2 separate regions of the Homo sapiens genome follow, and region 2 is linked to region 1. A link is a contact called in ENCODE Hi-C data. All regions are on one chromosome and are shown on one strand. Each heading gives the region's core, a stretch centred on a gene start or an enhancer-like site at or near the end of the contact. The rest is flanking DNA. Distances are from core to core; before and after follow the strand shown.

Evidence for each region. Hi-C counts contacts between places; a loop is a spot of excess contacts on that map. Pooled maps may share reads with other maps.
Region 2: a pooled map shows a loop between it and region 1 (2.6-fold over the local background). The contact joins the promoter of TRIM3 here to the promoter of C11orf42 in region 1. A Hi-C loop is called at or near these places in 1 of 168 maps with a recorded cell type or tissue (natural killer cell) and 1 of 50 pooled maps.

Annotation. Positions count from the first base shown.
Region 1 is chr11:6,204,161-6,206,860 of GRCh38, forward strand. It overlaps C11orf42 (chromosome 11 open reading frame 42), which reads left to right and starts at 1,397. Exons shown (of 3, transcript NM_173525.3): 1 at 1,397-1,527. The coding sequence starts at 1,456.
Region 2 is chr11:6,472,592-6,475,291 of GRCh38, forward strand. TRIM3 (tripartite motif containing 3) reads right to left here and starts at 1,350. Exons shown (of 12, transcript NM_033278.4): 1 at 1,200-1,350. RefSeq lists enhancers at 11-950, 951-1,889 and a silencer at 1,247-1,476.

The DNA.
Region 1 (2,700 bases), core at 147-2,646:
TGACAGCCAACTTTGTGGGACTGCTCTACAGAGCTATGCCGGGCTGGGCTAGGGGAGGATACCTCCTACACACAAGAGGTATTCCTGGGCACAAAGGAGACTCTCCAGAGGGACTCAGAGAAAGGACTCCTTGAACAGATAAGGTACGGAGTAGAAAAGTTAACTACAGGAAAGGCTCTCTAGAATGGTTCTTCTTTAGCAAAACACAGTTGAGATCTCTGGACAAAGACGCAAAGGAGATAACACATAGCTAATATTCCAGCTCTTATCTAGCTACTAGGCACAAATCAGACTAGGACAGGGAGTGGAGCATGAAGAAATTTTTTCTCAAATTTACCTGGGTAATTCTGGCTTCCTGAAAATTCTCTCGTTACTAAGGCAACATTATCCCAATTATATTCTTACCCTCCACATTGTCACACTGCTCAGCACAGCAACCTCCTACACACACCTGGTTTTCATTGCAATTGTAACCCACCCATTAATAATGGTTTTCAACGTAAGTTATGCATTAAAATTGCCTGAAGAGCTTTTAGAAATTGTGATGCCCAGGCACACCCCAGATCAATTAAATCAGAATCTCTGGCACCAGTAATTGATCCAGGCAACAGTAATTTTTAAGCTCCCAGGCAATTCCAAAGTGCAGCCAAGGCTGGGACCACTGCTTGGTTCTCAGTATAAGCCCTGATCTATATAGTCATGCATTGCTTAACAACAGGGTATGTTCTGAGAAATGCATCCTTAGGCAATTTTATCATTGCGCAAACATCATAGAGTGTACTTACACAAACCTAGATGGTATAGCCTACTACACAGCTAGGCTCTATGGTATAGCCTATTGCTCTTGGGCTACAAATCTGTACAGCATGTTACTGTAGTGAATACTATATGAAATTGTAACACAATGGTATTTGTGTATCAAAACATACCTAAACATAGAAAAAGTAAAGTAAAAACATGGCATTATACTCTTATGGCGTCAGACCACTGTCAGTCACATATCATTTTCCAAAACACTGTTAGGTGGCTCATAACTGTACTTCTCCCGTGTCCTTTAGGACCCCAATCCAACCTCACAGAGAAGCATCTGCAGCTAAGATAGTAAATTGCTTCAGAGATGCTGCTGAAGGGAGGAGAGGCCTGATCCTGTTTCCTTAAAGAACTCAGACCAAGAACTACACACACACATACACATATACAAACACACCCTAACAGACCCTGCATTTTCTTCCCCTAATGCAGGAGGATGGATAGGTGACTCAAGAGTAAGAATTACAGACTGCAGTGAAGCTAGGAAAGTCACTGTCCTCCCCCTATCCAAGGTACAATTATCTAGCAGGACCTCTATGATGTCATGCAGTGGTTTAGGGCCCAAGACCTCAGGTCTCACCTCCCTGGGCTGCCTGGGGTTCCTGCAGCAGCCACTGCCCTGCCCAATCCCTCCCATACCCCACCATGTTGGTGGGTACCCCCAACCTGCTGACACTGGATGAAGCTGATGCCACCTGGACCCTCATCAAGGATAAGGTAGGTAAAGTAAGGAGGCTAAAGAGGAAGCAACGAAGTGTGACCTGCATGGGTCTCAGCAGCTTGTGAGTAGGAAGGGGTGGGAAGTCTGAAAACAATAATAACCAACATTTACTCACTGCTTCCATATGTGCCAGGCACTGCAGTAAAGTTATTGGCACGAACCGCCCCATTTAATGACAACTACAAAAACAGTAAAAAAGGTTCACTGAAAAGCAACGTATAGGGAATTATGAGCAAAGAGGAGATACGCTAAGTCAGGGGTGAGACAGGAGATCAGGAAGGCTTCCTGGAAAGAGTGACATTCTAGCTAGGCAAGCAGGAGTTATTCACACAAAGAGGGAGAGGAGAACCTGACAAAAAGTGCTTAATAAATACCTGAATTAATGAGCATGGGAGGGTGGTGAGTGTATAGTAATTTAATAGTAATTAAATGTAGAGTATTTGTAAAAACAAGGAGAGGAAAAAGAACAACTCATATTTGAGAACTCCTAATAATCTTCTAGAGCAGAGTTCAAAGAAGCAGTGGTAAAAATAAAGCCAAAGAGATATAGGGGCTAGTCTTAGAACCAGGACTTCCTATAGAACCAGCTTCCTATAGAATCTGAACTTTATCTGAAACTCTTTCACAGATCTCCTCCACCTTAACTTCCACAAAATAAGAAATTTGGATTTTGAGGCAAATTTGTATATTTTAAGGAGCAGGACAATCTCAGCTGTATCTGGGTTGCAGATATCCAACAAATCCTACCAAATCACTTTTCAGCTGCAGACTGGAAATTTCAGATCAGAGAATTTAGAATCAGATTCTATGTGATTTGAAGGAAGGTGAATTTAAAACATTCATAGAAGTCAGCCTACCAGGCTTAAAAAAAAAAAAAATCTTAAAGCAGTGCCTACCACACTCAAAGAAGATTTAATGGCATGCTGCTTCCATTCCAAATAGGGTAGCTGCTTACCACAAAGGCCAGCTTCCCAGGGAAGCAAAAACTGGAGAGCTCAAGGTCTTCCCAAGTATTAGAGCAACTGGTTTCAGCAGTGTAGAAGGTTGGTCCTGGACTAGATCAAGCAGAATTAGATTGAAAATAAACAGTCTCCCACTATTAGAAAGCTATGCCATCTCTGAGTATCAGAAAAACTCACTATCCTATTTAAATTGAAAATTGTCAGGAA
Region 2 (2,700 bases), core at 100-2,599, 270 kb after region 1:
CCATTGTCTCCTAAGTGGCTGTGGCAGTACCTGGCACACAGGAAGTACTCAGTATATGTTGGTTACAGGAGAGCTCTGTTTAAATCTCTGCAGTTCCCTTTCATCAGAGAGAGATGCAAAAGTAATGGCAGTAACAAGACAAGTGAATAAAGTCCCAAGAAGAGAGACCTCTGCTTAATATAAGGAAGCTTTTCCACAGCAGAAAGTAGCAAGTGCTCTGTCACTGGAGGCATACAAGCCCAAGGAGGCAGGGCTACTGTCAGGCCTGCAGCTCTGATTCCAATTCTGCAGCAAATCATCCCCTGCTTAGGGGATGAATGGGCACCAGTGAGCTAGACAGACTGGCCAAGGGAGACCTGTGATGTTTTCTGCACCTGCTGTGACCTCCCAGATGTGATCTTCCTGCTAGGGCCAGTCCTGAGTTTCTGTTGTCCACATCAGAGAACCCCCACACCAAGAACAAGCCCAGGGCCTGCCCTCAGTCGAACTGACCTCCCTGGGGTGCAGCCTGCCCCTCCAACCTGCAACCATCTGTCCCTGCAGGTTTGCAGCCCAGGATCTGAAGCCAATTGCAGAAGGGAGGAGGTCAGAACCAGGGAGGGGCCTGGGGTCCTCCAGGCAGGGCTCAGGCTACAGGAGAACCAGAGGGGTCCTTTCCTACAAAAAAACAGCCTCCACATGAGGCTTTCTGTCCACAGAGCAGTGCATGGGGAGGAAAGGGTGTCCTCCATCCTGACTGGTGGGCCTGTGGGTACCAGAGGATGGAAGGGGCGGGGGGTGGGGTAGGGTGGGGGTGGGGGAGCAAGGGGTGGAGGTGTCTGCACCAGGGAGAAAAGAGCCCTTCAGACAAGATGGGCCACAATATTCCAGAGTCCCACTCAGCACGCACCACCACCACCACCCTCGGCCGCAGCGTTCAGCACCCTCCGCCAACACACACAAGCTCCCAAACCCCGCGCTCCCCTAAGGAACCATCACCCATCCACCCGCGCCTCCCCGCCTCAAAACAGGGACCTCACGTGAGCAGCCACAGCCCGAAGAATCCCCCTGCTGCTCTCACGGACATGGACACGCCTCACGTGGGCAGAGAGAGGCACAGCTTTTGAAAATCATCTGTGCCCCCACCCACAGACGCTCCGACCCAGACCCGGGCTGACAGGAATACAAACGCACCCTTGGGGCCCGCCCGTCGCACTCACCGCGTTGGAACAGGATGCGAGGGCAAAGCTCGGACTGCGGCCACTCTGAAGGGCCCGCGGCGCTGCTACTGCTGCCAGCGCCCGTCCGCCCGGCCCTGCCCGCGCCTCCGCCTGTCCCCGCGCCGGCGCCGCCGCCGGACTAGCCGCACAGGCCGGAGGGAGGGGCCGGGGCGGGGCTGCGGACCGGCCGGGGGAGGGGGTGACTCCAGTAGGGAAGACCCACCCACGCCCCGCCCGCCGCCGCGGAGGCCCCGCCCACCCCGCCTGCCCACCCCTACCGCACCCGCACGCCCCCCCGCCAACGCCTCCACCTCCTGCGGACGCTGCCTCCTTGGTGCTGCTAGGGAGCCGGCGGGCCGGCGAGCCGGATCCCGGATCTCGGATCCCGGATCTCCGCCAGCTGCCTCCGGCTCCGGGAAGGGCGGTGTAGTCGGTCTCAGGGATTGAGATGAGACTCCGTCAAGAAAAGGCAGCTGGGGCAGCAGGGATTTCGGACTCTGGGAGCCTGTCTGGGCCGCCTGCCTCCTGGAGGCGCCCTTTCCGGCTTCCTTGGAGTGCTCCTATGGAATATGCTAGTCTATCGGCTGACCAGGAAGACGTAGAAACCGTCTGTACCTCAGCACGATCTCTGGGCGGCAGAAGGGCAGTACCCAGAACTCTGGGAGAAGGAGTTAAGGGGTAGAAAGGTGGGGGATTTGATTAGGCTTTGGGCGCTTCAGGAGCCCCCTCCTGAGGAAATTCTGGTTCAGACCATCCAGCGACTCCCTTCCTCACACCAAAGACACTGGACAATTCTCAGAATCATCGCCTTGTGCAAAAAGCAGCCCCAAGTGGAAAATAATTGTAACAGTTTACAGGGACTGAGTGGTTATTATGTGCCGACACAGAACTAGCCACTTTACATATATTATTTAATAGTCAGTAGGTAGCATCTTTTATTAGCCCAATTTTACAATGGGAAAAAATAGGGATCTTGCTCCCCAGACGTTAGCCCTCATCACTCAGCTAGAAAGTGGCAGAACCTGGAGTTGAGCCCTGTTTTTAGGCCCTACAACCAGCATTTGGAGACTCGGTACCTTTCATGTTGAAAAATCCCCAGTGGCCCATTAAGTGGCAGCTCATATAAGGACCACCTTCCCTGCCCCAAAAATCAAGCTCTAGTCAGATGATTGCAGGCTGATCAAAGCCCAGAAGACTGTCTGGGAGCTGCAGTATCCATGACAAAGGGCAAAGTCATGCCTGTGAGGATCCCTGCACTATGGGAATCTGCTGAGTGGGTCTTCCCCTTCCTCCAGCCTTCCAGAGGTGGGGAAAATCCTGAAAAATTCTGGTTTCCTTGGCCAAAGGGCATACAGGTGATGACACCTAGCCCTGACTAAACCAAAGTGCTGTTAGGGATCTTTCTTGTGACCTCTCCACAAGGTTCAGATTTAGGCTCAACACCTGGGTGCAGCAGGAGCTTTGGGAACCGCCTCAACCTCTTATCCACCTGAGTTCAGCA